2 separate regions of the Homo sapiens genome follow, and region 1 is linked to region 2. Evidence: chromatin loops called from intact Hi-C (ENCODE). Cell type or tissue: heart left ventricle. All regions are shown on one strand.

Region 1 (8,000 bases), 270 kb after region 2:
ATCACGAGGTCAGGAGATCGAGACCATCCCGGCTAACACGGTGAAACCCCGTCTCTACTAAAAATACAAAAAATTAGCCGGGCGAGGTGGCGGGCGCCTGCAGTCCCAGCTACTCGGGAGGCTGAGGCGGGAGAATGGCGTGAACCCGGGAGGCGGAGCTTGCAGTGAGCGGAGCTCACACCACTGCACTCCAGCCTGGGCGACAGAGCGAGACTCTGTCTCAAAAAAAAAAAAAAAGAAAAGAAAAAAGAAAAAAAAAGAATAGAAAAAAGAAAAAGAAAAAGAAAAAGTGGGGGTGGGGCATTATGAAGTCTGTGTGTTGGGGGGGAAATTTTAGATCAGTGGCCAGGGAGGGCCTCCCTGAGGAGGCATTTTCTGAGCTGAAAACTGCAGGAAGAAAAGCACAGTGTCATGCCAGTAAATAGGGAAAGCCTGTTGCCATCATCAGAGGGAACAAGTGGGGGGTGTCTGCACTTCCCCGCGGGCAAAGGTCGAGATGCTGGAACTGGGTTACAGGGACAGTCAGATCTATAACATTGATTGATGCTGAGTCACCTGAGGTTGTATTAGAGTTGCTTACATTGGGGCAGGGATGAGTTCTTCATCTTTGTACCTGCAGCATGGAGCACAGGTGCCCAATAAATGTTTATTGAGCTGAGCCCTTAAATCTCCCAGAACCTGGCATGGAGCTGAGATTAATGTGATCCCATAATACCCAGGGCAGCCCTTCTGTCGGGGATGACACTTTCACAAAAGAATGTGATGATCTCTTCAGTCGCTTTTCATTACTGTCTTCCTGATCTGGGAGGGCAGAGATCATCTTTCAACTTGTATCCTCAGCACCTAACACGCTAAGAAGAAGGCGGACAGTGGGGCAAGAAGGCAGAGAGAGAGAGAAATCGGGAGGAGGAAACAAGCAAACCCTATTCAGTGCTTGATTATCACTACAGATCCTAATCCAGTCCAATACTGAGAGTGACTTTTCTACTCAACGTGTTTGAATTTTACATGTTAAAATTGCACCTTGAAACTGAATTAGGGTGGTAGTTGCACAACCCAGTAAATCTACTAAAAATCATTGAATTCTACACTTAACACGAGTGGATTTTATGGTATGTAAATTATACCTCAATAAACTGTTTAAAAGCATTGAAGTGGGATCCCATGTTTAGACAATTTTCACAAGCTGTCAATAATAAGCCACAAAGTCGTCTTTAACCGAACACGTTATCATCCTTCCTAATAGATGTTTAAAATTTGCAGACCAAATTGATCTGCCAATTTACTTTTCCCTTATGTGATATTAGCCACCTTAAAGTATATATAGTCTTAAAAAGTCTAAGAAGTCTTAAAGTTAGGCCAGGCATGGTGGCTCACACCTGTAATCCTATCACATTGGGAGGCCAAGGCAGGTGGATCACCTGAGACCAGGAGTTCGAGACCAGCCTGGCCAACATGGTAAAACCCCGTCTCTACTGAAAATGTAAAAATTAGCCAGGTGTGGTGGCATGTGCCTGTAATCCCAGCTACCAGGGAGGCTGAGGCAGGAGAATGGCTGGAACCTGGGAGGCTAAGGCTGCAGTGAGCCGAGATCACACCACTGCACTCCAGCCTGGGCAACAGAGCGAGACTCCATCTCAAAAAAAAAAAAAACAAAAAAAAGTCTTAAAGTTTATTTAGCCTCAAAAAGTTTACTAGTAATGATTGCTTAATATAGTGCACACTTCAAAACTGTTCTTATTTTGGGGCCCTATATAAACCAATCCCACAGACTTCTTATTCTGGTAAGATGTTCTGGATGCAAAAGGTATTAATTTGACATATTGTCTAATCTCTTTCCTATTTAGAGCCCAGTGCTACTTAGGACAATGAAACTTCATCTAGAACAAAATACTGAAGTATTTTGGAAACCTCAAAAGATTTGAATAGGAAATAATCCAAATTGCTTTTCTAAAAGTAGTGGTGGATTGAACAAAGCCATCTCTATTTTCTTTCTTTCTTTTTTTTTTTTTTTTTTTTGGGTTTTGAGATGGAGTCTCCCTCTGTCGCCCAGGCTGGAGTGCAGTGGCGCAATCTTGGCCTTCTGGGTTCAAGCAATTCTCCTGCCTTAGCTTCCTGAGTAGCTGGGATTACAGGCATGTGCCACGACGCCGGGCTAATTTTTGTGTTTTTAATAGAGATGGGGTTTCACCAGTTGACCAGGCTGGTCTCGAACTCCTGACCTCAAGTGACCCACCCACCTCAAGTGATCCTAAAGTGCTAGGATTACAGGCGTGAGTCAACACACCCCGCCTCTCTATTTTTTTAACCTCATCTTCGATATGCACAACACACATTCCAAAACAGTTGGCTAGAATGATGTGACCATTGCCAAGGGCGATGGTCGGTCACCATGCAACATGTTTAACAACCTGCAGGCGCAGACCTCCACCTATCATTTTGGGCAATGACCATACACAATCAGTATGGCCTTTATGGTGTGTGTCCTGGCTAAACATCAGCTCAGACTATGATGCCAAAGTCCTCTGGACACCCTCCTAAGCAGCAGGTATCTGCTGTGTTCTTATCATGTTTGTGCAGTTCGGGGTTGAGTAAGATCCTCACATCCACTAGCAAATTGCTGGTGTCTTTGCTATAAGTACGATAGAGGAGAATCATCATACACTGAGCTCCATTCCTTGTACAATCAACACAAGACAGTGTTCGCCCTCCCTAATGGATTGGAGTGACCACATGTGATCAGCCAGGGAAGGGTTGGATGTGGAGCTCCCCTCTCACCCCACTGTCTGCCACCTCCACCATCTGTCCTACTCACCTTCCCTCCAGGTCACCTTCTGTCACCCATGCGGTTCCAACTGTCCTCCTTATCTTTCCTTTCCATTGGCTATCAGGTTCCTGGCATCCACTTGGCCCCTCCCCTCCTGCTGCTCCAGCTGCCAGATCATGGAATGGTGCCACTTTGAGAAAGGAGAAAAGGAACAAAAGAGCCAGGAGGTCCCACCACTGTTTTTTGAGACCCCCAAGTCTGAATCCAATGTCTTGCCCTCTGCTGGTCTGCAGAATCTGGCTCCAGTTTCTCCAGGATCTATTCTTCTGTAATCCACCTGCACCTCATCCAAGTGGACCTAGCACCCCTGTACCTGCCCCAGGTCCAGACCTAGCTTCACGCAGTTCTTCCTCCCCACTGTCTCTGCTTTCAGCCACTGCGCCTGCCCTCATCATTCAAACTCAAGGAATCCAAACGTCTGTTTCTGCTGCACCTGGATCTAGGGGCTCAAGTCAGTCCACCCTCTAGTGGTCAAGAAGAGAAGTGGCAGCCTCTGCACATCAGCCAGGTCAGACCTTGAGGAGGTCAGCACAGGGAAATGCCAAGTAAGACGTGTCTCCACAAACCCACCTCCTCTGATTCTAACTGCAGTGTTTCTCCTCTGCTGTTCCTTCCCTGCCTTCCCAGTGGGTGAAGTGTGCTGGGAGAGGGCATGGAGTAAAGACCCCTTGCTCATTTCTCAACCCTTTTCCTTCTATCTCCACAACTCCTTAAATGTTCACAGCAGATTTGATTGTTTTAAAGGACACAAATTATTCTGCTACAGGACAAGGGAACTTCAGGATAGCAACCATATCCAAAATTAATAGATTACTATAATTTCTTTTTTATTGGCAAACATTTATTGAGTGTATGTACCAGATTGTGTGTGTGTTTCCATACGTGTCCTTGCAAGAACACTAGAAGTAATATGATTATCCTCACGTTACAGATGAGAAAACAAATGCCTAGAGAATTTAAGCATCTTTCCCAATATGATGTAACCAGTAAATGGTGAACGTGGACTTGACTCAGGTCTGCCGAACCCAAAGCTATTTCCCCTAATTGCTGCACTGCTTCCTCCCATAGACCAAAGTATACAGGCAATTGCACTTGATTTGCCTTAAAATGCATCTCAGTCTCTTCCAAGCCATTCCTATTTTAGCTCAGGGTGCCTGACACTGCGGCTCACAGTACTTTAGGACCCCATATCTCCCCCATGATTTCAAGTCAATCTGCTCCTCCTTATCCTCACTCTCACAGCTCCTTTGTACCTTTCCTTATGCAGCAGCGCAACCCACATTTGTACTTGTCAATCCCAAAAGATACAGTAATTTCAAAGTTTCTGGGGCATTTATGTCTCTGCCTCTCACCTTGACCTTCTCCCCTTCAAAGCTCACTCAAATTTCCCCAACCAGATTCATTTTTACCTTCTTTGCACTCTTATAACACATTGTTTGTTGTTTTATTTTGCACTTGCATTCTGCTTTATCTCATAGTTAGCTGTTCACACATTTGTAATGGTCAGTAGATCCTGAGCTGTTATTTTTCCATCTCATCCACCCATGCACACCCACACCCCACAGCATCATGCAGAATAAAGTGTTCATGCTCTGCATGCATTCAGTGCTTAATAAATGTTCATTTAAAATGGTCCGGGCACAGTGGCTCCTGCCTGTAATCCCAGCACTTTGGGAGGCAGAGGTAGGTGGACCACCTAAGGTCAGGAGTTCAAGACCAGCCTGGCCAACATATAAAAATACGCAAATTAGCTGGGTGTGGTGTTGAGTGCCTATAATCCCAGCTACTTGGGAGGCTGAGGTGGGAGCATCACTTGAGCCCGGGAGGTAGAGGTTGCAGTGAGCCGAGATCACGTCACTGCACTCTAGCCTGGGGAAGAGAGTGAGACTCCGTCGTAAAAAAAAAAAAAAAAAAAAAAAAAGTTCATTTAAAAATGACCAGTCAGTACTTTCTATTTTCTCTTCCAGAGTCATGTTTCCTATAGCCCCTCTAGGAGAATTATCCCTAAATTGTCTCTTCACAAATCTGTTACAACTCAGTTGCTCCAGGCTCCATGTAATTCCAGCTCCTTGGGAGCCTGAGGTGGGAGAATCGCTTGAGCCCAGGAGGTAGAGGTTGCAGTGACCCACTGTGCTCTAGTCTGGGCTGGGCAACAGAGTGAGACTTTGTCTTAAAAAAAAAATCATTTAAATTTTCTCCCATGTTGTAGGTTGCCTGTTCACTCTGATGGTAGTTTCTTTTGCTGTGCAGAAGCTCTTTAGTTTAATTACATCCCATTTGTCAATTTTGGCTTTTGTTGCCATTGCTTTTGGTGTTTTGGACATGAAGTCCTTGCCCACGCCTATGTCCTGAATGGTAATGCCTAGGTTTTCTTCTAGGGTTTTTATGGTTTTAGGTCTAACGTTTAAATCTTTAATCCATCTTGAATTGATTTTTGTATAAGGTGTAAGGAAGGGACATGGATGAAATTGGAAACCATCATTCTCAGTAAACTATCGCAAGAACAAAAAACCAAACACCGCATATTCTCACTCATAGGTGGGAATTGAACAATGAGATCACATGGACACAGGAAGGGGAATATCACACTCTGGGGACTGTGGTGGGGTCGGGGGAGGGGGGAGGGATAGCATTGGGAGATATACCTAATGCTAGATGACACGTTAGTGGGTGCAGCGCACCAGCATGGCACATGTATACATATGTAACTAACCTGCACAATGTGCACATGTACCCTAAAACTTAGAGTATAATAAAAAAAAAAAAAATTAAAAAAAAAAATCATTTAAAATGACCAGTTGGGACTTTCTATTCTCTCTTTCAGAGTCGTGTTTCCTGTAGCCCCTCTAGGGAAATTCTCTCTAAATTGTCTCTTCACAAGTCTATTACAACCCAGTTGATCCAGCTCTGTCAGTGTGAGATTTAGGATTATTTTCCAAATTCATTTAAAACAGAGATTAGAGAAGGGGATGGGTGTGGGTAGGGTAAATGGTTATGACATGTCATGAGAGTTCTCACTCTTGGTTTTAAGGAATATAGACTTCCCAATGCCAATCTTCACCTTATGTTACAAGTTGAATTATTTCCTCTAAAATTCAGATGTTGAAGTTCTAACCCCCAGTACCTCAGAATGTTTGGAGATTAGGGTCTTTACAGAGATCATCGAATTAAGATCAGGTCAGTAAGGTGGGCTCTAATCCTGTAGGACTGATGTTCATATAAGTAGAGGAAATTGGCTGGGCATGGTGGCAGGTGCCTGTAATCCCAGCTACTTGGGAGGCTGAGGCAGGAGATTCACTTGAACCCGCAAGGCAGAGGTTACGGTGAGCCGAGATCATGCCACTGTACTCCAGCCTGGGTGAAAGAGTGAGATTCTGTCTCAAAATAAAATAAATAAATAAGTAGAGGAAATTACGGGCGTAGACAAATACAGAGGGGAGATGATGTGAAGACAGGGAGCAGGCAGCAGTCTGTAAGCCAAGGAGACAGGCCTGGAACAGATCCTTCCCTCACAGCCCTCAGAAGAAACCAATCCTTTTGACACCTTGATTTCAAGGTTCTGGCCTCCAGAACTGTGAGACAATAAATTTCTGCTGTTTAAACTACCCAGTCTGTGGCATTTTATCATGGTAGCCCTACAAGCGAATATGTCCTAGGACGCTTGTTGACACAGAATTGGATTCCACAACCTGCAGCGGTTCTTTATCTAGATGCCATTTATTTTCTGAGTGTTTACCTCCATGGGTAAGCTAAAAAGATAACCAAGAAATTGTGTGTTCTCCCTTTTGGGAGAAGAAAAACAGTAATGATAGCTATTATTATGAAGCATTATTGTGTATGTCAGCAATGAGATGATATTCAGTACAGTAATGTGTATAAATCACTATATTAGGTGCTTTGCAAACATTCTCTCAATTCTCCCAGCCACCTAATTGGGTGCAGGGGGTATTGTTATCCTCAGTTCACAGTTGTGGAAATTGAGGCTCAGAGATATTAATGCAAGTCACCCAGGATTATGCTTCCAGTGAACTTCAAGGCCTGGCTGTGTCCCGTTGGTCGTCTATGTTGCCTTTCCCCATGTGGCATATTCCTTTTTCTGTTCCAGTGTCCTCCCCAACCCAAGTGCCTCAGATGATCCTAACTAGTTATGCAGTAACCTGTGGTGGTCCCATTTCTTGTGCTCATGATTGGTTTAAGGATCGGGATGTGACCAGTATTGGACAATGAGAGATGAGAGGAAGTCGGCTGGAAGGCTTCTAGAAAAAGCATTCCTCACTATCAAAAAGAGATGCGCAAAGCGGCAGCTTCTCTTCTGCTGCTGGATGTTACCGAATCTGCATATGATAGTAGGATGACGGCAGCCACCTTGTAGCAAAGAGCAGAGTTTCCTCCAAGAGAACATTCTACGGGGAGAAGAGGAAACAGCACCAATGACATCACTTTGCCTGAGTTCACAAACCCTACAGGTGCTCCCACCCCCTACATTTTTCCTTGTGTGAGATAATAAATTCCTTATTATTTAAGCCATTTTGTGTTGCCTTCTGCTATTTGCTGCTGAAATCATCTCGATATGCCTTTTCTACCAATATGCTTTGATTTTCCACAGTAAGACCAGTTTTTAGACATCGTATTATTAGAAATAACCTCAGATTCACTGCTATACAGAGTTTCAAAGTTCCAACAGAGAGAAACAACATTTTGCGTGTTTTCTTAAGCTGGTTAAAAAATACATATGATTGGCCATTTTAACCACTTTTAAGTGTCAGTTCAGTGGCATTAAGTATATCTACATTATCATGCAACCATCACCACTATTCATTTCCAGAACTTTTTTTTTTTTTTTTTTTTTTTTTTTGAGATGGAGTTTCACTCTTGTTGCCCAGGCTGGAGTGCAATGGTGCGATCTTGGCTCACTGCAACCTCCCCCTCCCGGGTTCAAGCAATTCTCCCTGTCTCATTCTCCTGAGTACCTGGGGTTACAGGCATGGGCCACCATGCCTGGCTAATTTTTATATTTTTAGTACAGACAGGGTTTTGCCATGTTGGCCAGGCTGGTCTCGAACTCCTGGCCTCAGGTGATCTGCCTGCCTTGGCCTCCCAAAGTACTGGGATTACAGGCATGAGCCACCACGCCTGGCCTCCAGAAATTTTTCATCATCCCAAACTGGAACTC
Region 2 (8,000 bases):
CTAGATGTCTGGGGGAGTAAGTGGCTGCTTGCTTTGCTGGCATTCATGGCTGAATTCTACAACTAGTGTAAACTATTATCTGGTCTTTCTTGGTTTGGGCACTGCTTGGGTGCCACATTCTGGCTTACCCCGACACCCCCCAAATTAACTCAATCCTCACTACTTTAGACCCCTCAGCCCCGGCCCATCCTCCACTCAGCCTGCCATCCTGGTGGTCCTCTGCTCCCAAAGACCTCCACCAATTCCAGCCTCAATCCTGAAATCCCTTCCACCCGCCAACGGCAGGCTCGGGGAAAGCCCCATGGCTCTCAGCTCAGCATCCATGCGATGTGGGATGTGCAGGCAGCCCAGGATCATTCCACCCTGGGCCTCTCTCTGTAGTGAGAGTACATTTGGCATGGCTGCCTCCCAGGTTGAGCTGTGCAGGTCTGAGAACTGATCCAGAGAGATTTTCAATATCCTAAGGAGTATCTTGGTTTAGAAGAGCCCTTCCTCTGCCCTTGGCTTTTTCCTTCCCCTCTACTTGAGCCAAAGACAAATAAAGCCCAAATCTGGGCACACACAACCCATTCTGGTCTACCTCCTTCTCCAAGACTGTTCACAATCCCCTTGGGCCAGAAGAGTCGACTTTCTCCCCTTCTATCACCTGGCGACACATCTCAAGCTTTCACTCTGATACCACGTCTACTCTCCCCAGCAGAACTATGTGAGCTGGGTTACCCAGGATTGGCCTTCCTATGTTAAGGTGTAGGGGGTGGGATGGAGTGGGAGATTAATTGGAAAAAATCTTAATTATCTTTCACACATCAGAATCTAAATGCTGTCTTGTCTTTCTCTGCATTCACACTGTAATTCACCAAATCCCCCAGTGCTGCACATCCCTTTTTCCAAGGCAAATTGGTCTGGGGCCAACTAGGTAAAAGGCGTGGCTCTCAGAAAGGTAAAATAAATGTGCATTAATACTTATCAAAACATTGTCCTTTACCTCATTAAAAGAAAAAACTTTTGACAAATTAAATTTAACAGAGTTTATTTGCGCAAAGAATGATTCGAGAATCGGGCAGCCTTCAGGACCCTTAGAAGTTCTGACAGCTGCTGTCCTTAAGCTGGGGCATTTATAGACAGAAAATGGAAGTGAGATACAGAATCCACTCAATTGGTTACAGCTCTGTGTTTGCCTTAACTGGGCATGATCTGTCTGATCAGTTGGCAGCCTGTGATTGGCTGAGACTCAGCTAGATGTTACAAAAAATATACTCCTAAATTAGGCTTTCAGTTTGCTTATGTACTAAGTTAAGTTGCAATTCATTATATAGGGACTCACGGTATAAGGGCAACCTCAGGCCAAATTTAGTTTAATTTAAATTATATACATACGCATTATTTGATGGTAGTATTTAGCAGTTAAGAATATTTAAAAACTCTAGCTAGTTTTGAGTACTCAAGTGTAAACCATAATGTATCATTTTTTTAGATTAAAAAGTGTATTTTGGCCAGGCACAGTGGCTCACTCCTGTAATCCCAGCACTTTAGGAGGCCAAGGAGGGTGGATCACCTGAGGTCAGGAGTTTGAGACCAGCCTGGCCAACATGGTGAAACCCCATCTCTATTAAAAATACAAAAAATTAGCGGAGCATGATGGCGGACGCCTTTAATCGCAGGTACTTGGGAGGCTGAGGCAGGAAAATCACTTGAACATGGAAGGCGGAGGTTGCAGTGAGCTGAGATTGCACCACTGCATTCCAGACTGGGCAACAAGAGCGAAACTCCATCTCAAAAAAAAAAAAAAAAAAAAAGTGCATTTTATTTTGCTAACAGCAGATGCTTTTGCATTGTGACAAAATATAGACACATATAAATGAGAGACATTTAATGGAAGAGTCCATGAGAGAGCTCAGGAACCAGACAGCCTGGATTCAAATACTGACTCTGCCAGTTCCCCTGGGTGAGTTACATATTCTCAGCCTTACTTTCCTTGTCTGTAAAATGGGAGAGAGAGTTTATAGGGTGCTTGTGACAAACAGGCAAAATAATACATACAAAATATATAGAACAGTGCCCTGCACATAGTAAAAACATGATAGTGTTCTCTGTTCATGTGTAATTACAATAATGTAATTACGATATAAATCTGACTCTCATACAGCTCTCAGTAAATATGGACTAAGTGCTGTGCTAAGGATTAAAAATTCAATATTAAGACAGACACAGTCCCTGCCCTTATGTGCTTATCAGAGCTGAAGATAAAGACCCTCTCTGGCTCATTGTACATAGACAAGATCAAGATGTTCTCTCTTAGGGAATTCCTCAGTTACCCAAGACTTTCTGGCTTCCCAGATGCCATTCAGGCCACCCAGTCTGAATTTCACCTCAGTTGGCATGTGTTTCTTTTGCCAACCCTATTTATTTATTTTTGAGATAGAGTCTTTCTCTGTTGCTCGGCTAGAGTGCAGTAGTATGATCATTGTTCACTACGCCATTGACCTCCTGGATTCAAGCAATTCTCCTGCCTCAGCCCCCCAAGTAGCTGGGACTGCAGGAGCATTCCACCATGTCCAGCTAATATTTTATTTTTTTGTAGAGATGGGTCTCACTGTGTTACCCAGGCTGGTCTTGAACTCCTGAGCTCAAGCAACGCTCCTGCCTCAGCCTCCCGAAGTGCTGGGATTACAGGCACAAGCCACCATGCCTGGCCTGCCAACCCTATTTAATCAATCGGCATTCTAGCTATTCACAACTGTTCATACATCCAGTCTTTGGTTCTGTTGGGGCTCAAAAAAACATTACCCCAAAGTATGGTGCTTTGGCACGCTGAGTACTTTGAACTAAAGGAGGAGATTGGAAGGCCTCAGACGTGGCCTCAGAAGCAGTCTCTCCTCTGATCTTCTCCTGTCTTCTTTCTCCCCCTGAAGCAAATCATAGAAACCAAAATCCCCCTTCTCCAAGGTGGGTTCTTGTTCCCTGAACATTGCTGTTATCCTGTTCTTTTTTCAGGGTGCCCAGATTTCATATTGTTCAAACACACATGCTCTATAATTTGTGCAGTTAACGCAATCATCACGGAGTCATGAGGCAACATACATCCTCCTCAGCTTATAAAATGACAGGATTAAGAGATTAAAATAAAGACAGGCATGGGAAATCACAAGGGTATTGATTGGGGAAGTGACAAGTGTCCATGAAATCTTCACGATTTATGTTCAGAGATTGCAGTAAAGACAGGCATAAGAAATTATAAAAGTATTAATTTGGGGAACTAATAAATGTCCATGAAATCTTCACAATCCACGTTCTTCTGCCATGGCTTCAGCCGGTCCCTCCGTTCGGGGTCCCTGACTTCCCGCAACAGTGGGTCATAAAGCTAAGATCCCTCTTCCCCAAAGCAAGCCATAAAGTCTGAAAAGGTCACTCTTTCCCTTCTTCCCTTTCTCTTTCCAGAAAGATTCTGCCCCATACGGGGGAGAAAGCCTACATAGAGAGGCCAAAAAGAGTCTGGACATACCTGGCTGGGTCCCCCTGCCTCGGTCTATCGCCATTAGATCACACCCCTTGTCCACTCACATTTTGACATAGTTGTCCACTCTTCATGGAACGTAAGCATACAAATAGATGGTTTTCTCTGGGTCTTTGGGTCTTCATTTGTGAAGGCTCTTGCGCTATGTAAAACTTTGATTCAAATAATTTGTTACACTTTCCTCTTGTTAACCTGTCTTTTCCTATAGGAGTGTCAGCTGTGCCCCTTATGATGGGTAAGAAAATGTATCACACCTTTCCACCCCTAGTTTTCTCCAGGTGTGTGGGCAGCCCTGGGGCTGCGTTCTTCCATCAAGAAAACACAAGGGGGCGGTAGTGGCACTTGGGCTTGACGGTGGTGGGACTTAAAATTGAGTCCTAGAAGAGAAAAATAAAAATGATAGAAGGCAAAGATGGAAGAAGAGAAGGAGCAAAGATGAAAGAAGAGAAGGAGCAAGGAAAAGAAGTGTGGTGTGAAAAGAGCCAAGAACACATTTTAATGTTTTTCCCAGAGCCGTACTCCCTCCCCAGCGTGAAACAGTGCAAAGCATGGAATTAATCCACTCCAGTGCATTGTGGGGAAGAAGGTTTGAAGTGAAGGGAGCAGGGAAAGGCCCTTGCAGGCTGAAGCCCTGTAGAAGAGGGCTGGGCTAAGCAGCCTCTGGGGAAGGGGGGCACTTAGGGCCCAGACCAGCTGGCCTGCTGTTTCTTTCCACAGGCCCCAGGGTGCAACCAGCTTCTCTCACCTTAAGAGATTTCCCTGGCTTCTGAGCCAGCTGTCCCCAGCTACCACGCCCCACCCAGCCCCAGGCAAACACACGGTACATTTTCTTCTCTGAGATTTACTACCAGGAAACAGATTAAAAGGCAACAAAAATAAGCAGAGGGTGAATTACCCAGGTTAAAGGCAATCTTGTGCAGCTCCTGTGGACAGACCTCTAGTTCTTATTTTCTTTTAAAAACTAGATTGGATTGAATGCTTTGTCTTTTTTCTGAGAGAGCTAAGGTGACCAAATGTCCAGGTTTGCCCAGGTGTGAGGAGATTCCTGGAATTCAGGACTTTGAGTGCTAACCCTGGGAGAGTCCTGGTCAACTGGGAAGAGTTGGTCATCGACAGAGAGCTCAAACAGGCCCCTCCTCACCTCCAGACCAAGCTTCTGAATGAAGCTTTGCGGAAATCTCTACCAGTCAGGGCTGAACCAAGCATGGGAGTTCCTATTGGTCTCAAGTGGGCAATTTTCATCTTCAAGACCTTTACCAGGGAACCACTGGGTAGGGGCTCCAGTCTCCCCAGATGCCACACGATGTGCATTCCCCTGTGCCTGTTTCCTTACCAAAGCAGGAAGAAGTAGGATGGGATTTCTGTCTGGGAGCTCCTCTGGCCATTTTTTAGGGAGTGGTTACTTTTCTCCAGATCAGGGGACTCTCCCGTCCCCCGCTCAAAAGCATTTTTATTTTATAAACAAAGTTAAGCAGAGTTCCTTGCTGCAGGCCCTCCACTATGGCAGTGTATGAACACCATGCATTTTCTAGAGGAGCAGACTGGTTGCAGCACCTCCCAAACTATTCAATCACTGAATTTCCTCCCTTTTCTTTAAGAAACCTGCGTTCTGAAGAGCACACATGCTCCTGGAACCTTTGTTTGATCCCACTTAAGCAGCTTTGGGACCTCCCCTAGTGCTACCCAGTGCTGTTTTCATAAAAGAATCAAGCAGAGGACTGAGGGCTTTTCACTGAGATGGACCCAGCGCCACTGGCCGTGCCAAGCGTGCGCAGCAGGTGTGCGTGTGTGTGCGCTTGCTGGCAGGCGGCCCTCTGCAGGCAGTTCTTTGCACCTCAAGCCAGGTTGCATATGCCATCTCTGCTGGCTTGGGGAGAGCTATTTAAAGTCTCTCTAAAGGCCAGTAAGCCTGCATGACTTCTCACACTTCCTAAAAATGCAGGGTCCGAATGGTGCAAATTCCAGCCAATACAGCTCTTGGGTCATCCCCTTGTGTGCCAGCATATGTAGGACTCACATCAAGTTACTGTAAACAGATGGCATGTTTGTTACAGTCTTGCTTAAATGTACCAGTATATATGCACATTTTGTTTGCTAGTAGCTTGGAAGACTTGAGTTGATTAATTAAAAGCAACACATACTTAATAGTTGTGTTTTTTTCAAATGATACATTTGGTTTTTGTAATTTTTTTAAATGGAAAAAAAAAAACCCAACAAGGCCTGATTTATATACTGAAAAGAGGTTCTTTCCCAGTAAATTAGGAAAAGTAGTTTGCATTCCTGAACTTATTTATTTTCCCCTGTAGCTAATGTTGCTTGTTATTCTAAACTGAGTGGGGATGCTAAGAAAGAAAAAGCATTGCCCTCCTGTAGAGCATGTGTCACCTGTAAATTTCCATGAGACAGTGGTGCCTCTAATCTCTGAATTCAATTCCACCAGAGCAAATTGACTTTCACCGAGGTGACTTTGAAGCCAAGTCATTTTGCAGGTTCAAGAAGTAAACTCTGCCAGCCACACCACTGAGCCCACTGGCCAGGGTGCCGCCTGCAAAGCCCCACCTTCCACCACACCCTCCCTTCAGTACTGGTTCCACTGAGCTAGTCACCAAAACAAAACAAGTTGTTTAATTAAAAGATTTCCAGCTCCTTATTTCCCAAGTGCAACAGAATGGGAAAGTGTCCCTGCTGTAATGTAAATAATGGAAATCAGTCTTCTACACATCCTGGTGAGGGAAATTTCTCGTAGAAGAGTTGCCAGCCTTTCCAATACAGCACTTTGGGCTGAAACTCACACATATGTGCTATTGAAGTTGAATTCTGGCAAGTGCTATTCCTGGTATTTATTTGAAAGAAGCCAAGTACTTAAATGGAGTTAAAACAAAACGGGCTTTTTACTCTCTTCCCTGCAACCTGCAACCCTTGGCTTCCTCTTCTCTGAGTTTTGTTTGGATTTTTAAAAATTGACTACACCCCTTAAGAAATACCCCCCTCCGGAGTCAACTGGTCTCCAGTTGGCACTGGAAATGCTGAAATATCAAAAAGATGGTTGAAACTGTCTAAAGGGCAGCTTCCTGAGAAAAAATTAACCTTCCTTGGATTCCTCTCCAGGTTTTAGGCCAATTGAGGTCATCTTTGAAAGAACAACCTGTCCACCCTTTCCACCTGCAAAAGAGGGTGGTCCCTACCAACAGCTCACATGACTGACTATGGCAGCCACACTCAGGGCCTGGCACTTGCTGGGCCCAGAGAAAGTTGATTGGGGTTAAGATGGCCTGAGCGGTTTCAAGTCAGAGTGTGAGGCAGCTAGGAGGGGCCTCGGAGAAGACCAATTCCCACACTTTCCTCAAGAAGAAGCAGAGGCCTGAGGCCATGCATCTAGCCAGTTGTGGGAAGGGGAGGAAAGGGGATGCTTACACCTGTCAATTCATCTTTGGACCACCAAACCTTCCCCACCTCCACGTCAGCCAAGCTTGGGTCTCTTTCATGGAGCCAGGGAGGGGCAGTGGGAAGGAGACCTAAGGGCTAAAAAGACAAACTGGTCTTCCAAATATCAACCTGCCGTGTGGGATGAGGAGAGGCAGAAACAGGCATGATTGTAGGCTTGAGGAATGTGTTTTCCCTGCCTTCTCACCTTCCTTCTCATTTTATTTTTCCTTTTGGACTTCATGTGCAAACGTTCAAATTAATCATACTCCTTGGATCGTGGTCCTTTGTCATCTTGGTCTTCTCAATGCCTCCTCTTGCTTAGTTTTATTTATTTTTAATTTATTATTATTTTGCTTAAGCATACTCTGAGATATTTTTAATTATATATATATTTTATATATATATAATATATATATAATGAGACGGGGTCTCACTCTGTCACCCAGGCTGAAGTAGTGGTACAATTATAGCTCATTGCAGCCTCAAACTCCTGGACTCAAGCAATGCTCCTCTCTCAGCCTCCCAAAGTGCTGAGATTATAGGTGTGAGCCACCGTGTCTGGCTGCTTTATTTTGTTAATGGAAAAATCAAACCCTGTAAAATATTTTAACAAGGTTTATTCTGATCCAGTCTGAGTGACCATAGCCTAGGGAAACACAGTCTCAAGGAGTCCTGAGAAAGTGTGCCCAAGGTGGTTAGATTACAGTTTGGTTTTGTACATTTCAGGGAGGCAGGAGTTACAGGCAAAGACATAAATCAATATAGGGAAGGTACCCATTGGTTTTGCCCCAAAAGGCAGGATATCTCAAAGCAGGGGGCTTACAAGTCATAGGTGAATTCTGATATTCAGATATCCTTTAATTGGCAATCAGTTAAAGGAACAAAAGTTTGTCTAAAAACTTGGAGTTAACAGAAAGGGATGTTTAAGTTAAAATAATGATGTCAGAGCCAGCCACAATATGACCTGTTTAGCAACACCAGTGGCCTTCGGGCATAATTTAACTTGTGCCTTGCCTGGTCCTAGGTCTTGTTTATGATTTGGTATCTTACAGCCACAAAG

What was found. A loop is a pair of places that touch in the nucleus more often than their neighbours do. Peaks named below come from ENCODE experiments on the same cell type or tissue, not always from the same donor. Only the 100,000 strongest peaks of a DNase experiment are listed, where the experiment ranks them.
Region 1: it touches region 2 in a loop (7-fold over the local background); 88 of 110 quality-filtered maps call a loop at or near these places.

What each region holds. Positions count from the first base shown.
Region 1 is chr18:61,898,263-61,906,262 of GRCh38, forward strand. LOC105372159 (a long non-coding RNA gene) reads left to right here. Exons shown (of 3, transcript XR_935562.3): 2 at 3,201-3,372; 3 at 6,933-7,354. LOC112268209 (a long non-coding RNA gene) reads right to left here. Exons shown (of 3, transcript XR_002958202.1): 2 at 2,816-2,957. Among named protein-coding and RNA genes, the nearest start is that of RNF152, 9.3 kb to the left of the region's middle. In heart left ventricle, a CTCF peak has its summit at 3,303 (motif pointing left); no DNase peak of the experiment used is centred here.
Region 2 is chr18:61,632,158-61,640,157 of GRCh38, forward strand. No RefSeq gene overlaps it. Among named protein-coding and RNA genes, the nearest start is that of LINC01544, 110 kb to the right of the region's middle. RefSeq lists an enhancer at 3,754-3,803. In heart left ventricle, a CTCF peak has its summit at 3,834 (motif pointing right); a DNase peak (open chromatin) is centred at 3,834; H3K27ac peaks cover 1,194 bases.